Regions from separate parts of the Mus musculus genome. Here all the other regions are linked to region 5. Evidence: chromatin loops called from intact Hi-C (ENCODE). Cell type or tissue: heart. All regions are shown on one strand.

The links. Peaks named below come from ENCODE experiments on the same cell type or tissue, not always from the same donor. Only the 100,000 strongest peaks of a DNase experiment are listed, where the experiment ranks them.
Region 1: it touches region 5 in a loop (7-fold over the local background); 8 of 42 quality-filtered maps call a loop at or near these places.
Region 2: a loop joins it to region 5, with 2.4 times the contacts of the local background. A loop is called at or near these places in 2 of 42 quality-filtered maps.
Region 3: it touches region 5 in a loop (2.1-fold over the local background); 2 of 42 quality-filtered maps call a loop at or near these places.
Region 4: it touches region 5 in a loop (2.5-fold over the local background); 3 of 42 quality-filtered maps call a loop at or near these places.
Region 6: it touches region 5 in a loop (6-fold over the local background); 6 of 42 quality-filtered maps call a loop at or near these places.
Region 7: a loop joins it to region 5, with 2.9 times the contacts of the local background. A loop is called at or near these places in 3 of 42 quality-filtered maps.

Annotation. Positions count from the first base shown.
Region 1 is chr3:50,075,289-50,079,288 of GRCm38, reverse strand. No RefSeq gene overlaps it. Among named protein-coding and RNA genes, the nearest start is that of Gm40042, 51 kb to the right of the region's middle. In heart, a CTCF peak has its summit at 2,120 (motif pointing right); no DNase peak of the experiment used is centred here.
Region 2 is chr3:49,943,343-49,947,342 of GRCm38, reverse strand. No RefSeq gene overlaps it. Among named protein-coding and RNA genes, the nearest start is that of Gm40042, 81 kb to the left of the region's middle. In heart, no CTCF peak of the experiment used is centred here; a DNase peak (open chromatin) is centred at 2,412.
Region 3 is chr3:49,855,038-49,859,037 of GRCm38, reverse strand. No RefSeq gene overlaps it. Among named protein-coding and RNA genes, the nearest start is that of Pcdh18, 100 kb to the right of the region's middle. In heart, no CTCF peak of the experiment used is centred here; a DNase peak (open chromatin) is centred at 2,037.
Region 4 is chr3:49,926,689-49,930,688 of GRCm38, reverse strand. No RefSeq gene overlaps it. Among named protein-coding and RNA genes, the nearest start is that of Gm40042, 98 kb to the left of the region's middle. In heart, no CTCF peak of the experiment used is centred here; DNase peaks (open chromatin) are centred at 1,008 and 1,518.
Region 5 is chr3:49,753,933-49,757,932 of GRCm38, reverse strand. Pcdh18 (protocadherin 18) reads left to right here and starts at 617. Exons shown (of 4, transcript NM_130448.3): 1 at 617-3,555. The coding sequence starts at 1,069. In heart, CTCF peaks have their summits at 427 and 1,891 (motif pointing right); DNase peaks (open chromatin) are centred at 572 and 1,672; H3K4me3 peaks cover 3,965 bases; H3K27ac peaks cover 1,920 bases.
Region 6 is chr3:49,640,927-49,644,926 of GRCm38, reverse strand. It overlaps the pseudogene Gm29741. Among named protein-coding and RNA genes, the nearest start is that of Gm23096, 16 kb to the left of the region's middle. In heart, no CTCF peak of the experiment used is centred here; a DNase peak (open chromatin) is centred at 2,446; H3K27ac peaks cover 2,286 bases.
Region 7 is chr3:50,005,855-50,009,854 of GRCm38, reverse strand. No RefSeq gene overlaps it. Among named protein-coding and RNA genes, the nearest start is that of Gm40042, 18 kb to the left of the region's middle. In heart, no CTCF peak of the experiment used is centred here; no DNase peak of the experiment used is centred here.

The sequences.
Region 1 (4,000 bases), 320 kb before region 5:
TCCTCTACTGAATGAAAAACATGTCAAGACAAAAATAAGAAAGAGTTTAAAGTCTTTTAAAATTGAATGAAAATGAAAATACAGCATGCTGAAAGTCAATGAATGAGGATCTAAGAGGAAATTTTATAGCACTAAGTGCCTACAAAATGAATTGAGAGTATTTCATAATAATAACAGTATACCTGATAGTTCTAGAACAAACATAAGAAATCATACCCAAAAGGAGTAGACATCAAGAAATAATCAAACTCAGTGCTGAAATAAATAAAAAAGAAAAAAATTACAAAGATTCAATGAAACAAAAAGTTGGTTCTTCAATAAAATCAGTAACATTGGTCAACCTATATCTAAATTAATTAAAGAGAGAGAGAATCCAAATTAATAAAATTAGAAATGAAAAGAGGTGCATGAGAACAGAGACTGAGGAAATCCTGACAATGACAAGGACACACTTTACAAACCTGTACTCCTCCAAATTGGAAAATCCAGAAGAAGTAGACAATTTCCTTAATACATACCACTTATCAAAGTTTAATCGAGATCAGACAGAAATTTAAAGAGACCTCTTATACCTAGTAAAATAAAAACAATAATTAAAAGTTTAATTTAAACTCTCAAAAAAAATAAGCTTAGAGACAGATGGTTTTAGCTCAGAATTCTACTGGACTTTCAAAAAACAGTTATTGACAAATACTTCTCACATTATTACACAAAACAGATACAGAAGGAGCATTGCCAATTTCATTTTATGAAGTCACAATCACCCTGATATCGAAAGCACACAAAGATCCAACAAAGACTTACAGACCTGTTTCCCTTACAATAAAATACTTGCAAACCAAATCTAAGTACACATGGCAAAGATCACCTACCATGATCAAATAGACTTTATCCCAGCAATGCAGGGATGGTTCAACATATGCAAATTGGTAAGCATAATCTACCATATAAAGTAATTGAAATTCAAAAACCACACTATCATTTCATTAGATGTTGAAGAGACCTTTGACAAAATATAGCACTACTTTCATGATACATGTACTGGAGAGATTAGAAATACATAGGGAATTGATCAACATAATAAAGACAGTTTACAGCAAGCCTATAGCTAACACCAACTTAAATGGAAAGTCAAAGGAAGTCCATTACAATAAGAATAAAACAATGGTTTCCACTCTTCCTATCAATTGCATATGATACTTGAAGATTTAGCTAGACAGAACAAATGAAGTAGAGCAAGGGGATACAAATTAGAAAAGAAGAAATCAAAGTATCGTTATTTGCAGGTGATATTATACATGACCTTAAATGCATTGAATAATTTTCATAGGTGATAAACACTTTCAGCAAAGTAGCTGGACACAAAAATAACTCACAAAAATCAATAGCCCTCCTATATACAAATGACAAACAGTCTGAGAAAAAACAAAACAGGGAAACAACGCTTTTCACAATAGCCTAAAATAATATAAAATACCTTGGGGTATTTCTGTTCAAACAAGTGAAAGACTTGTAAGGTAAAACCATCAAGTCATTGAAAAAGAGAAATTGAAGAGCCTCCAAGATGGATGTCCCATGCTCATAGATTGGTATGATTAACATAGAAAAATGGCTATTCTACCAAAAAACAATTTACAGATTCAATGCAATCCTCACCTAGACTCCAACGATTCTTCACAGATCTTAAAAGGGAACTTTTTGGCTGTATAAGGAGAAACAAAAAACACAGGGTAGCTAAAACAATTCGGAATAATAAAATAACTGCTGGAGGTTTTACCATCTCCCATTTCATGTTGGACTGCAAAGCTAGAGTGATAAAAACCACATGGTATTGGCACAAAAACACATGTGTTGGTCAATGCAATCAAACTAAAGACCTAGACATATAAATGCACACATGATTTTTGATAAAGCGAAGAGGGAGGAGAATTTTCTCAGATACAATGCAGACAAACATGCTCCCTGCCTGGCAGCCTTGAAGGAGGAAGTCTGTGCACTCAGTCCTTTGTTTCTAACTTTCTTCCCCCATATGCCTGAGGTCTAAGCCAGGTTCTGCAAACGGGCTTCCCAGGTGTCAAGGTCCTCAATCTGTAATTTGTGCACGCAGTTTCCCCAATTATAACCACTAGGAGGCGCTGCTTCACTTGTTCATCCTCTTCTCCTGTTATAGGTTTTTGCTTCACCAGTCGCTAGGGTCAGTACTTTGTTAAAAAATATTTGAAAGATGAACTTCCAACTGTAATTTAACATTCGGTTGAACTGTATTTTCTTATTTTAGCAATAACGAAATTATTAGGTATTTTCAAAAGAGATATACCCTCCTAAAAAACAATGACAAATGAACAATTAAGGAAAAATCTGGTATATATACACAATGGGGTTTTATATTAAGCAACAAAAAAATTATAAAATTATGACATTTTATGAAAAATGAATGCAATTGGATATATTATTATATTTGTTGAAATGAATGCATGGAAGACTCACAGACACAAATGGCATCTTTCCCTCAAGTAGATTTTAGGCTAGACACACATAACACACACACATACACACACACACACAACATATATACAACACACAATCACATGCAACCACACAGCATGGAAGTAAAGAGAGGCTAAGGGAAGGAGGGAGACTTGAGATGGAGAAAGGGGGAAAGCTGTAGAAAAGGAGAATATGGGCATGACCAAGCACATATCATATATAAGAGATATAGTCTCTATGAAGTTCTTATATGTGCAATGATTATGTTCCAATGAATACCATGTGTTAAACCTTCAGTCATTGGCCAGTTTTGCTAAGTTAGAGGCTATTACATTTCTGGGAGTTCACTTTCTTAGTTACCTGTGGTGTTAAAAATGTGAAAGTCACAAATGCAATGTGGTTTATTATTTAGCCTACATTTTTACGTTTAGCCTATATTTACAGAATTTTACTCATTACTATTTTAGCTCTAGGTAAATGGAAGACTAGCTTTGATTTGTAGCATTTGGGGATTAAGTCTTTTTCTTTTTTTAAATGGGGGTATTACACTCTGGGCTTGTCAAAATTTTTCAACATGACCTCACTGAACAATGAATTGGACAGAGTAGCATTTTCACTATATAGAGACAAGAAACTTAAACATTGTTAGTGCAATTTTAAAAGTGGTAATTTTTTCTCTATCCTGGCTAGCTCTGAAACAAATGAGACAGAGACCAAAACGTTTATTTAGTCAAGCTTTACATCACAGCAGCTGAGCAGTATTAGTCTATTTCAATCCTCTAAAATAGCCTGGCTACCTCCAGCTAAAATCTCCAGGATACGTGCATTTTAGTTATTTTAGTATTGATCTGGCTCTCTCTGCTTCAGGTGTGTTCCCTTGGTGGCTTCTGGACCCTTTCCTAGTGATGAATCCTCTCTTCTTCCTCTCCCTCTCCTCCCCTGGCTGGTATCAGAAGTCCAACCCTATTCTTTCCTCTGCTCAGCCACTGGCTGATCAGCTTTTATTGACAAATCAGAGAATCAATGGGGAGCAATGTTTCCATACCATTGAGACCTGAGATTCTTAGAATAACCATTACAATGGCATGTCTGTTTTGTAATCAAATATGAGGGCTGTAGTGGCTATTCTTGTTTGTTAACTTGACTATATATAGAATGAACTACAATCCAGAACTGAAGGCTCATCAGTTGATCCTATTCTTGAGGCTGGGAGAAACAAGTGTCTGACCTGGATCTTAGCATGGAGATCTTGAGGCATAGTGGCTATGAATTCCAGAAGATTAAGTAAGAAAGATCTCGGAGTTCAAGGTCATCTGGGATTAAAGGTGTGGTGGCTTTAACCTGGGCTACACCTTCTGCTGGAGGCCTATATAAAAGGACATTGGAAGGAGGAAGATTCACTCTCTCTTCTTTGCCTTCTTGCCTTGTGGGACTGAACAACTGCTAGATCCTTGGACTTCCATTCACAGCTGCTGCTAACCAGTGTTGGGAGTTGGACTGCAGACTGTAAGTC
Region 2 (4,000 bases), 190 kb before region 5:
CATATGGTTTTTCTTGGTGTTGGTGTTTTGTTTTTATTGATGTAGAAATAGAGACCTTATCTGCTCTGTGTATGTTTTAAAAGCTGAAGTTCCAGTAAGACTGTTATCTGAAGTGATTTGAGTTTGTGCACACAGTAGATGGTGGCTGCCTTGATGTTATATTATCAAATGCTTGCTTTGCAGAGTGTCGACTGGGGAAGCTGCAAACAGAGCATGCAGGCAGGTTCTGAGACTGCTTTCAGTGAAGAATGTTGAGTGATTCCTGCTGTTTTAAGCTGGCTCTTCCTTTGGAAGCAGGGGCGGGTCAAAACTATGGGTGTCAGTTTTTCATCTTTGGTAGTGATTCAAGAATGTAAAGGGAAAGGAAACCCTGGCCCTCTACCAGCTCCAGTCAAGCTGAGATGCTCATTCTGGCTCCATTTGTTTTTATGCATTTATACCCACTTTCCAGTTGCTATTTTCCAGGGCAGACACATTGCAAAAAAACATCAACTTTTATCTCATTAAGTGCTAAAACTAAACAAATTATCTTCTAAGCTCCCAGGCTGAAGTTCACCCTGGTGACTCAAACCAGTTTTCAAAGCACATGTTTCCTGCTCATGGGTCCCTGTGCCCTTTCATCCGGGGAACCCTGATGTGACTTTGAGGACAAACTGATGAGTCTTTGCTCCGTGTATAACTGTAATTTACCACTCTTTGTGGTCATTTACATCTTATTGCTATGGTCATTTGGAAAGATTCACCACAACTCCTTTTCAGTAAAGGTAAATTTAACACATTTTTTGGAAGAATCCACATCTTCAAGATGTGGAAAAGCTTGATAGAAAAGCTTGATTTTCATCAGGAGTTGGAAAATAATAAGAAATGTAATGTCTTCAGGACTTAGTAAAATGAAGCTCCTTTTTCTTGTTATTTTAATCTCAAATATTTTCAGCTGACTTTTTAGTGCTTTTAAATGTGTGCACTACTTTTAAAAAGTAACTTTATCTCCAGCAAGATAGCTTCTTCCCCTAAAACTACCCAGAAATGATGTAATATGTTTAATGGTGGTCATAAAGTCACTGGTGAAGGATGTCATTGGCCCTATGTTACTAAGTCAATGAGAAACAATGCATTTAAATGCTTTCAAATACAATTGCAAGTCTCAATAATGGATTACCTGCCATCTTAGTTCATTTGGACTGCTGCAACATGATACTACAAATACTCCTTATACAACAGAGATGTATTTCCTGCAGTTATAGAGGTTAGGTAATCTGAGGCAATGAGTGCCTACTTAGAGTCTAACAAGGGCCTCATAGCATGCACATCATGCCATGAAGTCCTGGTTACCAGAACAATTGCATCTTCAGAAATAGGGTCAAAGAAAGGGAAGGGGCCTTTCTTATTTTTGCATAATTACTCTCTTGTGAGAGCTAATGAGAGTCCCATGGAAATCGTATTGATGCCTCCCATGGTCAGATTGCCTCTATGGTCTCAGTATCTGTCACTAAGCACCAACTCTTTTAAGCATCTCATTCCTTAACATCTCTACAAGAAGATCAAGCTTTCAAAACTCGCATCCTTGGACATGATAACACATCTAAATAGTGATAGTTGTCTTAAAGCATATCACAGCTGGAAGTTTCTATCAGTCTAGTGAAGACCAGTTTTTACATTGTTCACATGCTCAGAGTCAGGACGGTTCATTGCTAGCTATCAATAATCATTAGTTTTGCTAATCTAGCTAAATAATTTATGCCTTTAGCAGTTTCAACAGTAGCACATTCTCTATTATTTAAATGTATCTAACATGGATTTTTATCTATATCTCCTAAAACAATTTTAATTAAAACTTTTTCATAACTTCTACTTTTCTGTCCATTGAAAATAAACATTATAGTGATATTTAATCATTCTTTTAATTGGATTTGTCAGATTGTTAAGCTGTTTTTGTGTTATTTCTCCTCTTCCTTCTCTTCCTCCTCCTCCCCTCCTCTTTCTCCTTATCTTCCTCCTCCTCCTTCTCCTTCTTCTGTAGTCCTCTCATGTAGTAGGGAAACACTCTACCAGTGAGCTCTACTCATCTCAAGGATAAGTTATTTCTAAAAGAGAAATATTCTAGTTAGATTACAATTGGGATTGTGAAGTTCCAAGTACCAATATTTCTCTTTCTGGGTGCCAAGCACATATGTTAACAGAAGTCCGATTGAGTTTTCTGTGAAACATCTTGGCCTGTTTGGGTTTCAATTTGTAGCCGACCATATGGTATGTAGCTTTGGAGAAGTGGATTCAAGCTGGCAGGCTGCTGTTGCTAACTCTGGGCTTACATGCACCATTTGAGTTTGTGCAGCTCCAAATTGGAGCTCAAGCCTTATCTCCTTGTTCTGAAATATGAGGAGGTCCAGATTTTTTATAGCTCCTAAGCCTCCCAGACAAGTATAATCACCAGCACACCAAAGAGCTAGGAACGTAAGCCAAACGCAAACAGATTTGGGAGTGAGAGCGGAAGAGCTTCAGCTGTTGGGTCAAGCTGGGTGCAAAGTGGCTCTGGGTTTTCAGAAATGGGAGAAGAATGTCACCCTGTTGAACTCTCTGTGATAAAATGAACTTGCCCTTTAGCACTTTCCCCCCAATAATAGAGGAAATCAGCCCAGGAGAACTAGCATTTAGAGTGTGGGTATGGCAAAATTGGTGATCAAAAAAAGAAAAAAATTCCAAAGAAACAAATGGCACAGTAATTTGATGAACTGCAATGTGAGTTATATATTACTGATAATAATAATTATTTTTCAATTAACTCCTAAATCCATAAGTAAAACTCAAGTGAGTCAAAATTATGAAGAACTACATATCCAACTTAGCCTTGGCTCTCACATGAGCATTTCCCACTTTTCTTCCTAATGCCGATTTCATTTCATTTTTATCTTGTCTGCTTGTCTGTCAGTCCTAATTACTGGTGGTTTGTTTCTTGACATAGCTTTTCTGAAGTGATATGCAAATGAAGGTTTCAGTGAAAACTCCATTTTTGTTGTTGCTGTTGTTGTTTTTGTTGCATCCCATATCCTCGAGCTTGAAGAACCACATTGTACACTATGAAAGAGAACACAGTTCAATTTCTGTAGTCAAGGTCTTTAGAGCCCCGTGGATTTGGTCAGATAATAAAGTAGAGGTAAAGACCCAAGAGTGAGGAGGATTGTGGTGAGCTGAGAACCATGCATCCAGCCAAGGATGAAGTATCCTACACCCTGCTGGAGCTGAACTTACTGGTTTTACACAGGAATGTAGACATCTTGACCATTATGATACACATTTGCCCTATAGTTTTTAAGTGTGAACAAGATTACTTTTGTACTTTTAAAAGAATAACTCTTTTTAGAGTAATGCCAAAATAAGGTTGAGGCACAGAGAGGTCTGGTCAGTGTTTAACATACTTACTTGGGATGCACAAAGCTCTAGGTTGGATTCCCAGCACAGGAAACAAAAACAACAAAATAATCCACAAACAAGCAAAAACAAACAAACAAACAACAGAAAACAAATAAACCAAACACCAGGTATTGGAAAATGAACAGCATACCCAACCAACAACACTGGCATATTGCCTTTGGCATGACATCTGCATAGTGATCAAAACTATTCCTCTCCAGAACAGAATCTAAGCAAGTGCTGAAGTTGTGGGTTTCTGGGTTAGCACTTTATCTCTGTGGTGTGCTCTCCTAGGTATGTGATCCACAGAAGTTGACCTCATTAGCTCCTTCACCACTGCAACCCTCTCCTGGGAATCAGTTAATAGCCTAATCTCACCCATGAACCTAAATAATGGTTTCAATCACTCTGTTTCCTCTGACGTATGTCACTGTGGATCTCAGCATCTATGGGAATCTCACCCAGCATTCCTTTTCAGTAATACCTATATGATGGCTGTGAAGACTATTGGTTGTCCATTTGACTGTATGTGGAATGAACTACAGTCCAGAAATGGAGGGTACACAGGTGAGGGAATTTCTGTTTGGTGTGA
Region 3 (4,000 bases), 100 kb before region 5:
TCATAATTGTTTTCACTTAACTCACACTACATAAACTTTTGACACAGTCATAATCTAACCTGGAGAGTGATGAGATCTATACCAACAACGACGATCAAAGAACAGAGTCCCTTAATGGAGAAGCTATCTTGTGACGTATGCAATGATTTGTAGAAAAGATTTTCATTGACAATTCCTTATTTAATATTACTGTCCTAAATTTCCAGCTATTGAAACTTAGATCATAAACAATGAAATGTCTTATTTCACAAAGAAATATTAAATGTTTACAATGGCAAATATGCTAATTACCCTGACTTAGTCCCGATATGATATATTCATCTAGCATATTATATCCCATTAGTCTGAGTCATCTCCACTTGTCAACTACACCTAAAATAAAATTTAAAAATTTTGCTCCATATTGTATACTTAACATAAAAAGCAATCTATGTGTTGCTTCAAGTTCAGAGCATTCCACTGAAATAATCCTAATACTGAATAGAACTTACAAATGATGAAAATGTTACTTTATCATGAAAAGTCACATCCATCATTATTGGGGGATTTGTCTACCAGGTACATTCTAACATATACACTCTGTGCTTCGAGTGCTTTCTTCTTACAGTATCCTGGTGGCTTATAGATCATCTTCATCTTCTGGCTAACTAATTCATGGCAACATATGTGATTATATATCATGCTGTCTAAGAAACAATGCTATTCTAATAAGTACACACATTCCAATGAATGTTTATATCTTTGTAATTTAAGGTCACTGAAATGCTGTCAATCATACCTCAAAGAAAGGCCTCTTGTATCAATTGTGAGAGACAAAGTCTGGGGTCTTGTATACCGACAGACATCAGTATATAATTTATTTGAGGGAAGCTTTATCTTGGCCTTCAGAGAGTATATGTTGGTTCACTTTGTGAGGGACCGGAAAGCCATTCTCTCTCATTTCCCAGATGTAACTGGAATATAGCATAGGATACAGCCTTTCTGACATTCTTGAATACTTCCCTTCTTAAGGATCTAATGGACACAGTGGAAATGTAAGCAACTATTAGGTGTGGAAGGAGTAGGACTAAAGATGAACTTGGAATACAATGAGAACTGTGCTTCAGAGAGAGCCTTAGGGCTCAAGGTAAAGATCCCACATTTATTAGCATTATAACATTAAGCCCTTTCTGAACACCAATATCCCCATTTCAGAAATGGTTTCTTCCTCTTATTTGAAAACCCCCAGTAATTTTGTTAATTTTTAAGTTAATACAGTTCAGGTAAAAATGTCAGTGAGCCTAAATGACACTCCAGAACCTTTATCCTCAAGGAGGCCTACCTATGTTCACAGCCTAGGAAGCAATGTATCTATTTGAATATGTTGACAATATTCATCATAGAGTTTCTCATATGATGTCTACTCAGAAAAAAAATCAACATTGAAGGAAAGGGGACAGAGGGCTACAGATGGGAGGTAGCTGATGTGAGGCAATGTCTGCGGAAACAACTCCCCTAAGCAATGCTTAGGTGAAGCTTAGAAAACTGAGACTATCAATAAGAGTTTTGTTTCCTAATCTGCTCAGCACTGAGTATCCATCCAAAAAGAATCTCATTTTTAATTCAAACACTATGTTTTCTTCTTTAATTTAGTCACAATAGCAGGAATATTTGTACATGAGAGAAAAAGCTTTTAATACTATTGCAATTTATTACTTTTATACACCCCCCTACACACACACACACACACACACACACACACACACACACACACACACACAAACACAAAGAGAGCCAATGTCCTCATGAATTCACTCTTCACACACACACAAAAAAATCTAATTCGAAATTCAAACTGTATTGGGAGAAATTCATGAATTAGCCAAGGTGAAATAATTGTTTTCATTTTCTTATGTTTTTCCATGAGGCCTGACACATGCTGAGACGAGGAAATATGACCTCCCACACGTGTTTTCTATGAGGAATATGTTTGCTGTGCAGACACCAAGTTAAAAGCAAGCTGCATTCCCTTGTGTGCAGAGAAAATTTGGAAAAGCAGCCAGAGGAGCCAGGATTGCTATTTCCCAGGCTGCTTTAACCATTGACAGACTATTTATACATCCACTGGAGAAATGCTCGGGTGAGGTAGACACCCCAGAGAATATGAAGGAAACACGTCATGAGGATTATGTTATCCTTGCTCACATGCTCTAATAATTTGTTCAATTTAGACAGTTTTCAGAACATTCCATCTGGTGTCAGAGTCTAAGGACATGTCCCTTATCCACATATCTCATCAAGAACACCTTGGTCAAACTTGCCCTTCACTGTTACTTGAGTCCAATTAAGGTGATACTATCTGTCCAGTGTGCTGATAAACTCACTCAAGTATCACCTCCTGATAAATAGCCAAGTATCTTAATGAGGTCAGTGCCACTACTTGTCTAAGTCACTTTTATCTACTTGATTTTGCAAGCTAGATGTTTACACTGGCCATTCTCACCTGAAAGAACAGTTGCTGAATATGTAGTGAAATTTGTCCTTCTATACTTCTATAACTGAGGGTATTAGGACAAATTTCAAGTTCTTTCTATAAATTTTACTATGAAATAAACAAAATGACATGGTTCCTACTTCAAATGGACAAAGTAAAGTTTATGCTTGAAAAAGAGATCTTATTCACAGTATTTTTATTGGACTTGTACGCTGAATGTGGTTGGTAAATGCTGTTGAGGGTGATGGGGTAGTTCTGGGATCAACGCCCCAGCCTCCTGTGTTCTCTGCAGGAGTTGCATCTACCTCTTCCTATTTCCTTAGATTCTAGAAGCTGCATTCATAGGCATCCAAGTACAACCCAAGCTGGGATGAGTCTCTTTACCACAGTGGCTCTTTCAACCTTGAAACTCTAAAATTGCTCCGTACTTGCTGATCAGTTTGGATTTGGGAATGAGGTCTTGATTGGGGATATTCCTGGGGAGTTTGTAAGTGTGGAACATATTGTCAGCCGTACCACTAGGCAAATATCCTCTGGACTTTAATAGTGTCTTTTTCTTCAATTAAATCTTCTCATTATTTATTTCTGCTGAAAGCTTAAAAGGCTATATATTTTTGTTTTGTTTTGTTTTGTTTTAAAGCAACTATTCTTTTTATTAAAGCAGAGCTACTCATCCCTTCTGGCTCTCCTCTGCTCCTGACCACAAAGGTCATGATTAGTACATCTCTGTGGACAGTTTGGGCTGATGTAGCGCATCATGGTGGGAAGACACGGTTTGACTGGAGGTTGAAGAGACTGCAGTCGGAAGCAGAGGTGGCACACAGGAAGTAGAAACTGAATATAAACCCCGAAGTCCTACCCCAGTGAGCCACTTCCTCTAGCAAGTCCTAGCTGCTAAAGGTGTCACCAAACTTTCACATCTGCACCACAGTCTGGGAATCAAATGCTAGCACATGCAAGCCAACTAGATACGCTTCACCTTTGAACCACAATGGCTAAAAAACTCAATCATGCCAAGGAAATTCAAACCCGAAGACTACTTTTCATAATGAAAACTGATGTCAAACGTTTATCATTGTGCTTCTGCACACATATTTTTTTTTGTAACTAAAGCTCTTTTATTGAGATATAACAAAGAACAACCTTCAAAGAGGATTTCTGCCTCTCAATATTTTTTGAACAGTTCCCGGTTTTGAATAATTTGACTAATATTCCACTCAAGAGTCTAGATTAATGCTTGTAGCCACCTGTAAGTGAATGCTAGTCATTTGTATGAGACAATTGGAAAATGGTGGTGATGATGATGATGGCAATGATGAGATAAAGATGATAGTGATGATACAAATGGTGACGCTGACGTCTAACACCATGCCCATGGCAGCTATATCCATTAAATACAACCTTTATTGTTGAAAGGTCTATACTGTGCTGTGTGTCCACTGACTTAACAAGTGATTTATTCAATGTCATCATGGGTTCATTTCAGCTAACTTCAGCTCTGTATTAGCATGTGCTTGAAGTCTCAAT
Region 4 (4,000 bases), 170 kb before region 5:
GTATAGCTGGGTCTTCAGGTAGAGCTTGTTTTCTGGTCTGAGAACTGATTCTTTCAGCAAAATTATACATGTTGTTCATCACAACCTATAGAAAGCATTTATTAACCAGCTATATATCCTTAGTGATCTTAGTAGTCACCTATGCGAATTTGATAACTCACTAAAGACATAGAGACCCACCTCAGCCTTAAGCTATACACATATGTGGCTTGAGACTAGGCGTGTACTGATCAGGGTGAAGGATTGGCCCAGAAAATTATGTTTATTTTTAGTGAGAAATATTACTCTAAGCTTTTTTGCCTGGATCTAAAAGGCATTTGTTTTTCTGGTATGATTTATTTCATTAATTGTTTTAGGGAACCAAGTAAGAAGATGAAAGATAATATATAGATGATAGACAGAGAGACAGATGAGATCAAACTAACAATTCTAATTTCAAAAATAATGACTGGGAGAATTTTTAACCTCTTCTGAATGGTATTTATGTGTTATCTAAAGGTCTTTACTTTCATAGCAGGAATTCAGTATTCAGGGACACAAATGTTTTCTTGGATAATCCCTGTGCTATATAAATCTGAAGCAGGGAAATAGTAATATTATCACTGAGAGATTCTGGGAACTTTGAAATGTTTTTTTAAAAATCTGTAATTTAGAATGGGGCACACATTTGTGGAGGAAGAAGAAGAGAATGGAAGGGAAGGGGAGGGGAGGGGAGGGGAGGAGAGGAGAGGGGAGGAGAGGGGAGGAGAGGGGAGGGGAGTCCCAATCTTACTATTACTCTATTGAGCTACAGGGCTCTGGTTTCCCTGTAAGGGCTTCAGGGGAGAATCTGCTTCTGTCTACCTTTAACTCCATCTTCAATCCAATCAGTAGATGCCTTTCTCATCTCTTTATGCTTCCAAGTCTCTTGAGATTGCACTATGCCCATTAGACATCCCAGAAACTCCCATTTCAACACATGATTAGTCACACCTGCAAGATCTTTCTTTGCCATGGAAGGTCCAGTTCTCACAGATGTGAGTGACTTGATTTTGGGACACTATGTCCCACCATGGGACACTGAGATTAAAAATACTTGTCACTTCCAACCTCTGAGTCCTTATCTGACCTCTTACAAGTTTTCTTATCTTAACCAAATATGGACACAAGTGTGTCATCTTGAAAGAGCTTTAAATGTTAGAATGTCATCTTATCTCCCTGATGTAACAAGTTTTGTCTGAAGTAATATGTGCTATGTTCTCATGTTATATCAAAAGAATAACTTAAAGGAAATAAAAGTAAACTACCAGACAGTATTGTGTATATTTACAAATTTTTGGCCTTGTTGTAGGTAAGGTCATTAGATGGCACATTTCAACAGAGCAAGGAGGATAGTAAAAATTCAAAAGCCACTAATAATGAACAAAAAAGTCATTGTTTTATCTGCATGTGGGTTGTAGACAAATGGCAATGGAAAAGCAATGCCTCCAACGTCTGCTCTGAATTAAAGCCCTCTGAAGAAGGATGTGGCAGCCACTCAAGCTTGCACATTCCTTAATTTCGTTTATTAAGGCCTGCCCAGAGTCAGAATAGCTAGAAGGCAAGACAGAGGCTTTCAGAAACCACAAAGTGTAACAGCTGGTCCCAATTACCATAAAACAGTGTGACCACATTCACAAACTTTTGGTTCCATGAAAGAGAGAGAAAAATAAGTTCCTCATAAAAATTTGAGAAATGCTATGGTCTGTGTGAACGCTTCTCTCTCAGCCTTCTAGATATGCACCACTGTATATATAATGCAGTTGCAATGAGATAGGCTGGCTAAGCTGGCAGAACAGAAATCGGTTCAGCTTGAAACATATAATATGAGAGCTTCACAAAAATCCACTGCTTGAAACAAAACATTTTTTCAAGAATTGTTGAAATTTAAGAGACATATTTAACAAGGAAATCAAGCAATCTTGTGTTAAGCACACAGTTATGCAGGTAACTTTTGTCTCAGCCAAGTAAGACTAATGAGGTTTGACATGTGTGACTACTGTGACCTTTACCAAAACCAGAACTTGTCTGTTAAATACATCACAGTGAATGAGAGATAACAAACTTACACACTGGACTGACCTTTGTAATAGCAATCTGAAGTTGAAAATGATACTTTTTTCATTTTCTTTACTTGAAGTTCAAAGGTTTTAATACTTCAGTTGTCTCTGTTAATTTGAATTCTTAACATTTTGGACCAATGTATTTAAGGCTCATTTGTATTCTCTATAGCCAACACTAAAGTACAGCTATCACTGTAAGGAGGCATTTACAAACATTGGAACTCACTCAAATCCTAACAGGTAGGCCCTTCTAATACCCCATTCGTTTTTAAGTCAAAATACATCAGCCTGTTCAATTTAGCAACATCCCTTAAGTCTTTTAGTGACAAAACAAGGACCTAATCATCTTCGACCCAGGAGATGCTCTGATCATTTAATAAATTCAGCAATATGACTCTTACTGAAGGGAAAGCATGAACAGTGTTAATAAGAGTTGAACTGATGTGAATAACAACCACATAGGCTTGTGTAGGTTAGAGGTTCCACATTTGGAGTATTAATGTTTTTAACAAATACATGTTTTTCTAAACAAAACCATTTAAATGACTAGTCTGAGACATAAAATGCAGCTAATTATATAACAAAAATGTGGTAGGTAGCTACTATTTAAAATATCCCTGTTAATAACTATTCATTAGTATTCAGAGCCTGTCAAAGGAGGACTGCATTAACCAGATATTCTTTCTAGACACATTTTGTTTACTATTAATTTGTAGACCAGGGAGTGAAAATAAATTACTGGAAGGCAAATGCCTTCCCACTTGTATGCTTTGGGCTGTTGCTATGTGTGCACTTTCCATCAGCATAATAGAACGTATTAATAGGCTTGCTTTTTTGCTAAGCTAGATGGATGAATATTTATCAGAGTCCCATTAGCTAAACCTTACTAGAAGATTTCATAAATTTTCACATGAAAAATGTCAGGCAATCGAGATGACTCAGTAGGTAAAGAAAGGTGTTCACTCCCAACTAAATGCCTCTGTTTGAGCCCAGGAAACCACATCGTGAAAGCAGAGAACTGGCTCTTACAGGGATCCTGACTTCCGCAACTAGACCTTGGCATAAATGCTCCCCATCTCAAAATATGGAAATAAATATAACAATCATTAAAGAAAAGTGTGTGTGAAATGGTACTTACGTGTTCTCGGAATTGTTTCACAGTTTCAACCATTGCGTTCTCCCTGACACTGGTACTCTGACAGGACACATCTCATCAAATCCTTCATTCATCATGGTGCTGATTCATTTGAAAGAGTCAAACACGATGACAGCCACAGTCTACCACTATTTTCTGTATATTGCCCATTTTTATTGTATATTTGTGTAGCTTTTGTAGCTAATGGACAATCTAGCCTAATATAGATTTCATACTGTAAATTAACCACCTTCACCTCTTTAAACTTCCAGCCTTCCTAAATCTAAAACTTAACCAGAATTCCTCCTGCATGATGTTATGATCTATAAAACCAGAAAGCTGAAAGAACCTTCAATCATCCTGTGAACCTTTCATCACTCAGCAGACTTGAAAACACTAATGATCTATTTAAAATTCACCCTGAAAAAAAATAGTTCAAGCCTGCAGAAAAGCACGTAATATTTCATATTTGTATGTTTCTGCAATAGATGCTTCAACTTATATGTCAAGAAAAATATTTACTATTCTTCTGGGAAGATGGTTTCAAATTATAAATCAAAATACAAATAAATAACAGTACTTCGCTTGAAAAAATCGTAAATATCTGTCATACATTAATTAATCGTTTTTCTATTCAGAAGTCAAATATTGATGATGGAGTGACTTGCACATTTGTTTCTGCTGTTTTCAAATCTGCTCATGCTTAGAAGTCTCTCCCCATGATCAATAAGCATTGTAACAGGGCACTCAGTATCTGCATTCCAGAAGTCCCTATGCACATCTA
Region 5 (4,000 bases):
AAAATGAAACCTCTCCACTTGGGCTGTTCTTTAAAACAGAGCTCCAAGAAAATCGGCTTGCTGCTCCTTGGAGGAGAAAAGACCCGCCGAGGGGGAGGGGGTGTGTGCATAATTAGAAGCAAGTTTCCCCATTTTATTAAATTCCTCCACCGACAAAATTCACTTGGAGGTATTTTAAGTGAAACCAGCAGTTAAGGAACCCTGAAAAAAGCAAGATGATTACATGTTTGTAGCAGAAGAAAAGATCAATTAAGAAAACAAGAACTATTTAATGTGCCATATATAAATACAGGCGACCAGAAGTTGATTTAAAGTTTTTTTCTTCCTTTCTTTTTCCTTCCCTCCCGGTCTCCCCACCCCCACACCGCTCTCCTGCTGTAATTTGTCTCCCCTTTGTCGCGGCACGCTTGGAGAAAGTGGATGGAGATGGAGGAGGGGCGGGAGGGCTGAACCCCACCCCCGGCCGCGCTCCCGCGCCCCTAGCGGGTCCCCAACCCGCGCCCGCCACCCTCCCGCTCCCACCCTCCACGCGCGCCCTCCCTCGCTCCGGTGACTCCAGCAGCTTCGGATTTGGAAGCTCGCTGATTGGCTGGAAGCGATTCAACACACGCCAGGCAAAGAGCTTTGTCTGAGTTGAAGTGAAGTTGTAGAGATTTTCAGACTGGAGTCAGCAATCACCGGTGTTTAGTCTGCAGCGGAGCAGAGAAAAGGAAAGGGGGGAAAATCAAGAATCGCCCGGGAAACACAGACTGCAGACTCCGCCAGCACCCTGCAATAGATGGGGACGGAGTCCACGCGGGGAGCCAGGCCGAGGTGACACGCTGCTCCCAGCCAGGAGGACCAGCGGCCACCCCTACCAGGAAGGGACTTCACGCTCCTATCTGGAAGTCGCCAAACGGTGTGTATGAAAACTGAAGTTTGCGAGCTGTTTAATTGCTGTGTGATTAAGAGTCGCTTTCAAGACTCTGAGACCCGATGTGGCTTAGAGCTCTGAGTGGCTGGGAGGAAGTTGAAGGGATTGCTGGGCTCTTCTAACTCGCCCTGAGAAGGGAATCTAGCAACTGACCAATGCACCAAATGAATACTAAAATGCACTTTAGATTTGCACTTGCACTTCTGATGGCGTTTTTCAGCCACGATGTCCTGGCTAAGAATCTGAAATACAGGATTTATGAGGAGCAGAGGGTCGGATCGGTAATTGCTAGACTATCAGAAGATGTGGCTGATGTTTTATTGAAGCTACCAAATCCTTCTGCTGTTCGTTTTCGAGCCATGCCACGGGGGAATTCTCCTCTCCTGGTCGTAAATGAGAATACCGGAGAAATCAGCATAGGGGCTAAAATTGACCGCGAGCAACTATGCCAAAAAAACTTGAACTGTTCGATAGAGTTTGATGTGCTCACTCTGCCGACCGAGCATCTGCAGCTGTTCCACATTGAAGTGGACGTGCTGGACATTAATGACAATTCCCCCCAATTCTCGAGACCCGTCATTCCCATTGAGATATCGGAGAGCGCAGCAGTTGGGACTCGTATCCCCCTGGACAGTGCGTTCGACCCAGATGTTGGGGAAAATTCCCTCCACACCTACTCGCTCTCTGCTAATGATTATTTTAATATCGAAGTGCGAACCAGGACAGACGGGGCCAAGTACGCTGAACTCATAGTGGTGAAAGAGTTGGATCGGGAGCTGAAGGCTAGCTACGAGCTTCAGCTCACCGCCTCCGACATGGGAGTGCCTCAGAGGTCTGGCTCCTCCATCCTGAAAATCAGCATTTCGGATTCCAACGACAACAGCCCGGCCTTTGAGCAGCCTTCTTACACAATACAACTCTTAGAAAACTCCCCAGTTGGAACCTTGCTCCTTGATCTAAATGCCACCGATCCAGATGAGGGCGCTAATGGGAGAATTGTGTATTCTTTCAGCAGTCATGTGTCTCCCAAAATTATAGAGACTTTTAAGATCGACTCAGAAAAAGGCCACTTGACTCTTTTCAAGCCAGTGGATTATGAAATCACCAAGTCCTATGAGATAGACGTTCAAGCCCAAGATTTGGGTCCCAATTCCATTCCTGCTCATTGCAAAATTATAATTAAGGTTGTGGATGTCAATGACAATAAACCTGAAATTAGCATAAATCTCATGTCCCCTGGAAAAGAAGAAGTATCTTATGTCTTTGAAGGGGATCCCATTGATACATTCGTTGCTATCGTCAGGGTTCAAGACAAGGATTCTGGGCTGAATGGGGAAATAATCTGTAAGCTTCATGGGCATGGACATTTTAAACTTCAGAAGACATATGAAAATAACTACTTGATCTTGACCAATGCCACTCTGGATAGAGAAAAGAGATCTGAGTATAGTTTGACTGTGATTGCTGAGGACAAGGGAACACCAAGCCTCTCCTCAGTGAGACATTTTACTGTTCAAATCAATGACATAAATGACAATCCACCTCGCTTCCAGAGGAGCCGATATGAATTTGTCATCTCAGAGAATAATTCACCAGGGGCGTATATCACCACAGTTACAGCCACTGATCCAGATCTTGGTGAAAACGGACATGTGACATACACCATTTTGGAGAGTTTTGTCTTGGGAAGTTCCATCACCACGTATGTAACCATTGACCCCTCTAATGGCGCCATCTATGCCCTCAGGATCTTTGATCATGAAGAAGTGAGTCAGATCACTTTTGTGGTGGAAGCCAGGGATGGAGGGAGTCAGAAGCAACTCTCCAGCAACACCACCGTTGTGCTGACCATCATTGATGAGAATGACAATGTCCCTGTGGTTATAGGGCCTGCAATGCACAATAATACTGCAGAAATATCCATCCCCAAAGGAGCTGAAAGTGGTTTTCATGTCACAAGAATAAGGGTGGTCGACAGGGACTCTGGTGCCAATGCTGAATTCAGCTGCTCCATAGTATCTGGTAATGAGGAAAACATCTTTATCATGGACCCTAGGTCATGTGACATTCATACCAACGTCAGCATGGAATCCATTCCCTCTGCGGAATGGGCACTCTCAGTTATCATCCAGGACAAGGGCAGTCCTCCTCTGCACACCAAAGTCCTTCTGAGGTGCATGGTCTTTGACTATGCAGAATCTGTGACAAGCACAGCCATGACCTCTGTCAGCCGCGCATCCTTGGATGTGTCCATGATCATAATTATTTCCTTGGGAGCAATTTGTGCTGTGTTGCTGGTTATTATGGTCCTGTTTGCAACGAGGTGTAATAGAGAAAAGAAAGACACCAGATCCTACAACTGCAGGGTGGCAGAATCCACGTACCAGCATCATCCTAAAAGGCCATCCAGGCAGATTCACAAAGGAGACATCACACTGGTACCCACCATCAATGGCACTCTGCCCATCAGATCTCACCACAGATCCTCCCCATCTTCATCCCCAACCTTGGAGAGGGGACAAATGGGCAGCCGCCAGAGTCACAACAGTCACCAGTCACTCAACAGTTTGGTGACCATCTCATCAAACCACGTGCCAGAGAATTTTTCATTAGAACTCACCCACGCCACTCCTGCTGTTGAGGTAAGATCAGACACTACAGGGCCTGGTCAAGCCAGATGCTGATGCTCAGAGGCTGCACAGTCATCACACCTTTAAGGTTGTCGTTGATAGATGACAGTAGGCAGTTCCACTAGAACTCAAGCCACAGGGTGGACCTATCTCAAGTACACCGTCTGGCTTATTTCTATTTTTATAAATAATTCACTTGCGGGTGTTAGGTGTGATGTCTCACACGGGGCTGTTAATCAGAGTCCCTGCACTTCTCAGAGTAAGATGCTGAGACAGGAAAAAATAAAACCTAAAGGGACCCAGCTATTCTCATTGTTAAAATTTCTCCTGAGAAATCAACACCCTGGCTCTTGAGAATCTCACTCCAATTGCATGCTGTCTTTGGAAAACTTTGTGCAGTTTTCTGGCTTTCTGGCATTGTCTCATTATCTGAACTAACAGTGTATTTTACTGAGTT
Region 6 (4,000 bases), 110 kb after region 5:
CACAGGTAGACTAGACTCCGATGACTTATAATTGGAAAACATTTTTGTTGTCCTGGGATGAGATCCAACCATACTGGTGAGTATTACAATAGTGAATATTACCTGATGGCAAGACTTCTCTTCTCCCTTCGAGGGATATCTGTGATATCTGAATATGCTTTTGTTTTTCACCGGGAGTATTAATATGTATCATGTGTCCAAGAAACATTTGTTGAACAAGTAAGAAGTATGTCATTTAATATATGGAATGGACTAACATCTTGCTTGCCTTCAATTTCATCATCAAACCTTGATTTTTTTCTTCGTATTATTTTTTTTTTCTAATACCATGGCTAAGTTGATTATCTCTGGTCTCTTGTACAAAATTAAAAACTTTGAAATTCAGGCCCATGTAGTACTTGAGTCCTTCCATTTGGTGAAACTGTGAGGGGCTAGCCTGGCCTAGCTGGATTGCCAGATCCAGCCAGAGGCTGTGGGCTGAGATCTGGGAAAGGAGCCACACAAGCGTGCCAGTAAGAGTCCCCAGCTGGAAGCACTCACAATCCTTCATCCCTGTGTTGCATGCAGTTCACATTGAGAAGGCTCAGGCTCAGACTGCAGGGCAGTGGCACAGCTGTGAGGTTCTGGGTTACCCAGGAATTTCTTAGCAAAGGTGCTTCTAGACCTTTCTTCATCTTAGCGTTGTGCTCTGGGTCCCACTTGCCAATCAGCTTAGGAAAGAATTCTTCCAAGAGCCGCCCAGGCCTTTCGTGTTTGCTCTGTCTAGGCAGAGGAGGCAGTGATGCAACCTGGGTTTCTCAGAGGAAAAATGTGAGTCGGGAGGCCACTGTCTTGCAGCTATTGGAGGAGAAGAGCTGTTCTACCTCAGGGAAGTAGGTGGTACTGTCCAGCACAGCCTGAACCACTTGAGTACACAGTGGCACACGTGATGCTGCCGGAGTGGGAGGAAGGGCACCACAGCATCCAGCAGGTGCTCCTCCATGATGCCAGACCGCCAGAAGCCATGCTGAGGGTTATCCATCACAGCTCGGGAGATTACTGGCTCCACCTCCTGTAGGCTGATATCTTCCCTGTCCCCGAGGCTGCGCCAGGCCTCCAGGGCCACCTGGTTGATTTGCTCACCGCCAGAACTGCTGATAAATATGAAGATGGTTTGGCGATAGTTGGTCCCATACACAACCCAAGAAGGGCCCAGGAAGAGCAGCGCAGCAAAGCCACTTCCCAGGCCGCCCGAACAGCCGGAGGATCGAGCCCCAGGGCTGGCAGCTGTGCCTCACCACCACCATCTGGTTGAGGCCCAGTTTCGGTCAGAGGCTGCCCACCGCCCTTCATATTATTTTTAACATTTCTTTCTTTTCTCAGACTCTGAAAATATTTGCATTAGTTCCCTGATTTTTCTACTCATATCTGTGTTTTCAACCTTTACAACGATTTGATTTTCCTGTTGCCATGTTATTCCTTTTCGTTTTCTATATTTTTATACATTATTTTATTTATTTACATTACGAATGGCATCCCCCTTCCCTGTTTCCCCTCTTCAAACCCCCTATCCCATCCTCCCTCCACCCTGCTTCCAGGAGGGAGCTCCCCCACCAACCCACCCACCCACTTTTCTAACTTTCTGAAGATGCTCTAATAATTTTCTTACAACTAGGATTTTACTATTACCCGAAATGAAACTTGAATACTATCAGAACACTAAAATCCAGTTTAATGCTTTATCATACTTTTAATAATTAGAATTTTACAGTTTGTTTTAACTATGATGTTTTACAAAGCAGTTGCTTTAAGTAGTAGTTGAGAAGGTCACCACCAATACACATTTTCTAGTAACTAACTCTGTTTGGATCTTTGAATACACTTCTCATACTCTATCAGGGGCATCAGGTACCCGATCCTATCCTTTCTGGGTCTATTACTTTAGGGATTAGGGGAAGGATATTGTTTCATATTTGCTGGTTGTCAAGATAAATTTTTCTTCAATGGCTTGACAAAAAAAATAAATAAATAAAAAGAGGAGGAAACTACATTTTTAAGACCCTGAACCCATTATTCACATTCACCACAAAACTCTGTTACAGAAAATATCTGGAGGATAAAAACAAATTGCTGGTCACACCAGTGAGTGGAAACTGTTGCTCTGGAAAGAAAAGAGTGGAAAAATGAGATGTTTGAGTCACACATTTTGGCTTCCCTCTGACTCTTAGAAGCTAGACAGCCTATTTTCACTTGCATCTGTGTTACTGTCTTTTCTCCATCATGGCCTTGGAATGAACTACTCCAGCAAGGCAGCTTGAAACAAAAACATACATATACATTGGCAGGAGTCTTCAGGCTCTTTTTAGAATCCTGGCTTTTAAGTCAGCTTGGCTCCTGGCCAAAGTTAAAAGAAAAAAGATCAACAGTTAAACAGCTGGTACCAATTATCCTGACTGCAGTGGGTGTACACGCTCAAGTGTCAGAGGAGCAAGCGGAGCCTATGACATAATGGGCTAGTTATTTCAGAACTGGACTGTGGTACTTAGCTCCGCTTGCCAGTTGGCATCTCTTTAAGAAATCTTCAGAGTTATTGCACCCAAACTCTTGTAATCAACAATCACTACTATATTAGTGTGTTTGTGATCCACAGAAATCATCATGAAACTGTGCATTAACTCCACTTGAATTTGTTAGTGGTAAAAAAAATGCCTTAGAAAAAATTAGATAGATAAGTGGTTTCTATAAATACTTGTTTGATAAGCAGTTTGCTTGGACACTAGCACAGAGCTATGTGGCTTGAAATTTGAAATGCACTGTGTTAATTAACAAAACAAAAAACGTATTATTTGAAATGTTTCAACCTGGCAATTTACTTACAATGTATTTTCTCTCAAGTTCATTTATAGAAACAATGAGAAAACTAGAGAGATGCTCAATCCACTTAAAATATACTAAATTTTTGTAATGTATTTTTATATTTAAACTTGATTTTATAATCTATCCTTTTTTAGGAGCTACGTGAAGTTACTTTTCTGTAGAACCAGAAGGAAACTCTTGGCCCTATTGACCAGAAAGAATTTGGAAGAGACAAAAACTCTAGTTGATAAGTTTTCTCCGTGGGAACTACATGTCTAAATTTGGCAAGGTTTACTGGTTTTAATATGTTCCACTCTGAAATAGAAACTCTCTTAAGTTTACTTTAGGAAAAAAATAAATAAATCCATTGCTCTCAATCAGGATGAGCATCTCACAAATCACAAAGAGGATTTTGTAACTAGGCAACCAGGGTCAGGGAGACAGTAAGCAGGGCCTGCTGAACACACAGCAGGCAGAGAGTGAGTCTGAGCTGGGAGGCACAAATTGAACATAGGATTTTGAAGCACTCCTTTTAAAAACACATCATTCCGTAATACCTTGCAGGTGTGTACCATGAAAAGCAGCTGCTCTAAACTCATGCTTTGAAGAAAAAATATTTTATTCAGAATATTCTCCAGAATAAATGTATCCTGATTAGCCAAAGAAAACTGGAAAACAAAACCTTCGGGTCTTTTTGTTACTCATGCCATCTCAGTTGAGTGTTAAGTGGACATTTGCCTCTGCTAGACAAAGATATAATCTATGCTTGCAAAGAAAAGGGGCAATTGACTAACTCCTATACCAAAGCCAATTAAAATAGTTGAAAGATTTTCATATGATCTTTTCACGTAACTGAGATCAATATTTCTTTTTTTTTTTCCATTTTTTATTAGGTATTTAACTCATTTACATTTCCAATGCAATACCAAAAGTCCCCCATATCCACCCACCCCCACTCCCCTGCCCACCCACTCCCCCTTTTTGGCCCTGGTGTTCCCCTGTACTGGGGCATATAAAGTTTGCAAGTCCAATGGGCCTCTCTTTCCAGTGATGGCCGACTAGGCCATCTTTTGATATATATGCAGCTAGAGTCAAGAGCTCCGGGGTACTGGTTAGTTCATAATGTTGTTCCACCTATAGGGTTGCAGATCCCTTTAGCTCCTTG
Region 7 (4,000 bases), 250 kb before region 5:
CAGAAGCTGGAAAAAAAAAACAGATGTCCCTCAACAGAGGAATGGAGTACAGAAAATTGTGGGGAGCCGCACCCACATTTGCCATTACAAGATGGCGCTGACAGCTGTGTTCTAAGTAGTAAATAATCTGCACATGTGCAGGGGCAGTTTTCCTGCCATGTGCTCTGCCTTTCTCGTAATGACAACTGGGCCGATGGGCTGCAGCCAATCAGGGAGTGACACGTCCTAGGCGGAGGATAATTCTCCTTAAAAGGGACGGGGTTCTGGCACTCTCTTTCTTGTCTCTTCGTCTCTTTCTCTTCATCTTTTCCTCTGCTCTCTTCCTCTGCTCTCTGCCTCTCTCTCTCTCTCTGCCTCTCTCTCTGCGTCTCTCTCTGCGTCTCTCTCTCTCTCTTCCTCTCTGCCTCTCTCTGCCGTGCTCTTCCTCTCTTGCTCCTGAGTAAGCAATAAAGCTTTGCTGCAGAAGATTCTGGTTTGTTGCGTCTTTCCTGGCCGGTCGCGAACGCGTGTAAGAGAAAATGTGGAACATTTACACAATGGACTAATACTCAGCTATTAAAAACAATAAATTCATGAAATTCTTAAAATGGATGGATCTGGATGATGTCATTCTAAGTGAGATAACCCAATCACAAAGGAACACACATGATATGTACTCACTGATAAGTGGATATTAGCCCAGAAGCTCAGAATACCCAGGATATAATTTGTAAAACACATGAAACTCAAGAAGGATGAAGTATGCACATTTTGATACTTCTTAGAATGGGGAACCAAATACCCATGGAAGGAGTTACAGAGACTGAAGGAATGATCATCCAGAAACTGCCTCAGGATCCATCCCATAAACAACCCCCAAACCCAAACACTATTGCAGATGCCAACAAGAGATTGCTGACAGGAGACTGATATAGCTGTCTCCTGAGAGGCTATGCCAGTGCCTGACTAATACAGAAGTGGATGCTGACAGTCATCCATTAGACAGAGCACAGGGTCCACAATGGAGGAGTTAGAGAAAGTACCCAAGGAGCTGAAGGCATTTGCAGGCCCCTAGGAGGAACAACAATATAAACTAACCAGTAACCCCAGAGGTCCCTGGGACTAAACCACCAATCAAAGAAGACATATGGAAAGACTCATAGCTTTAGCTGCATATGTAGCTGAGGATGGCCTAGTTGGTCATCAATGGGAGGAGATGCCCTTGGTCCTGTGAAGGTACTATGCCCTAGTATAGGGGAATGCCTGGGCTAAGAAGAGGGAGTGGGTGGGTTGGGGAGCAGGGGGAGGGGGAAGAGGATAGGGGATTTTCAGAGAGGAAACTAGGAAAGGGGATAACTTTTGAAATGTAAATAAAGAAAATATCTAATTAAAACTAAATGAATAAATAAATAAATAACAAGAATTTATATATTCTCTGATTAAAAAAAAAATACCATCTTTTTTATTTTAAGCAATGATAGCCTGAAAGTGAGAGGAAGATCCACCAAAGTTGAGTCACAGAGATAGAACATGGAATTCTATATGTGAGCTTGCTATCTTTTATAACTTTATACAAGCTCGGGTCATATAGGAAGAAAGAATCTTTTTTGTAAATTTCTTTTATTTTATTTATTCACTCTATATGCTGATCAGTGCCCCCAATCCCAGTCACACCCTCACATAATCCTTCCCTCCCTGTCATCTCTGAGAGGATGGAGTTCCCCAAAGGTATCCCTCCATCCTAGGATTATAAAGTCTCTGCAAGGCTAGGCACATCTCCTACTGAAGTGCCACACCCACCTTGTCCGGCAAGGAAGACACAACATGGTCGGATTCTTCTCAAGAGCTTTATTGCAGGAACGCCTAGATGCTGCTACGGGAACCCCGGGCACCCAGGGAGGACTGCTTATATACACCCCAGCACTGGGGAGGGCTATGTGTCCTCCTGGGATTGGTCGGCCTGTCGACACTTCATTAGCATGCACCCACTCTGGAGGGGTATGCGCCAGATTTGGGCTAGCACCTGTGCAGTGGTGTTGTTTATGGCCAAGGTGTACCGGAAACCGGAACCATCTTTTAGGCGTTGGCTGCCTACACTGAAGTCAGACAAGGCAGCCCAGCTAGAAGAACATATCCCACAGACAGGTAACAGATTTTAGGATAGCCCCTGCTCCAGTTGTTCTGGATATATAGTCTAAAATTTTGTGAATACGTTAGTGTCCCTATCACTCCACAGGGGTTTCTGTCTGGTTACAGGGGGAGAAAAAAAAGTTCTTTAGTTGAGAAAATGTTTCCGTAGTATTGGCTTGTAGGCAAGTCTGTAGGACATTTTCAGGCATCAATGATAGAGCCCAGATCACTGTGAGGTGATCTGTATACTGCAAGAAATCAGTTAAGCAAGCCATGGAGGCAAAACCTATCAGATTGCTGGGCATGATCTATACCTATGTGTCTCCTTGAAGTAGGTGAGAAAATCCTCAAACCCAGGAGGCTGGTGAAACTTAAACAGCCCAGGAGTCAAGGCATTTAGTAGGCTTAAGAGCTGGTAATTTATAGTCTTCAAATGGGGCCGCATGAAACTGGAAAGCTTCTGTAAAGCAAAGGACATATTTGATAAGAAAAATCCACAACCTACAGATTGGGAAAAAATGTTCACTAACCCCACATCTGAAAGAGGGATAATATCCTAAATATTTAAAGAACTCAAGAAGTTAATCACCAAAAAAACCCCAAACAACTCAATCAAAAAATGGGGTATAGAACTAAACCAAGAATTCATAACTGAAGGATCTCAAATGGCTGAGAAGCACCTAAAGAAATGTTCAAAGTCCTTAGTCATCAGAGAAATGCAAATCAAAATGACCCTGAGATTCCACCATACACCAACCAGAATGACTAAGATCAAAGCTTCTGGTGGCAACATATGTTGGAGAGGATGTGGAGAAAGAGGAGCACTCCTCTATTGCTGGTGGGATTGCAAACTGGTACAACCACTCTGGAACTCAACCTGGAGGTTCCTCAGAAAATTGGAAATAGATCTACCTGAAGACTCAGCTATACCACTCTTGGGCATATACCCAAAAGATGCCCTACCATGGTACAGGGTGATGTGTTCCACTATGTTCATAGCAGTCTTATTTGTGATAGCCAGAAACTGGAAATAATCTAGATGTCCCACAACAAAAGAATGACTACAGAAAATGTGGTTCATTTACACAATGCAATACTACTCAGCTATTAAGAATGAGGACATCCTGAGTTTTGCAGGGAAATGGACAGAACTAGAAAATATCCTTAGTGAGGTAACTCAGACCCAAAAGGACATGCATGGTATATACTCACTAATAAGTGGATATTAGCCTTAAAACCCCCACAAACATCAACAACAACAACAACAACAACAACAACAACAAAACTGTACAGAATACACAAGATACAGTTCACAGAACTCAAAAAGCTCAACAAGCTGAAGTGCCCAAGTAAGGACACCTCTGTCCCACTTGGGAGAGAGAAAAAAGCAATCATGAGTAGGGAGAAAGGAAGGGACCTGGGGGGGGGGGGGGAGTGGACAGGGTAGATGTGGAGGGGGAGGGAGAGAGGAACCTGATCTGGTATTGGGTGAGGGAAAAGGACTGCAGCTCTAAGGACAAGCAGAAAGAATGTAAACAGACAACCTCAGGAAATGAATGGTTGCCCCACCCCCACCCCCAATGCACCAGAGACCTGGGTGGTCAGAGATTCCCAGGACTCAAAGAGAGGGGCCTTAGATGAAATGCCCAACTGCAGGTAGAGGGCCCACATGCAGCAGGAAGTCAGGGCATTAAGTGAGGGATGACGTTCCCATTCCACAGTCACAACTCTGACCCATAGTTATTTCTGTCTGAAAGAATTACAAGGATGGAAATGGAGAGGAGCCAGAAAGGAAGGAAGGTCCAGTGACAGGCCCAAAGTGGGATCCAGCTCAAGGGGAGGTCCCTGGGCCTGACACTATTACTAAGGCTATGGACCGCTCACAAAAAAG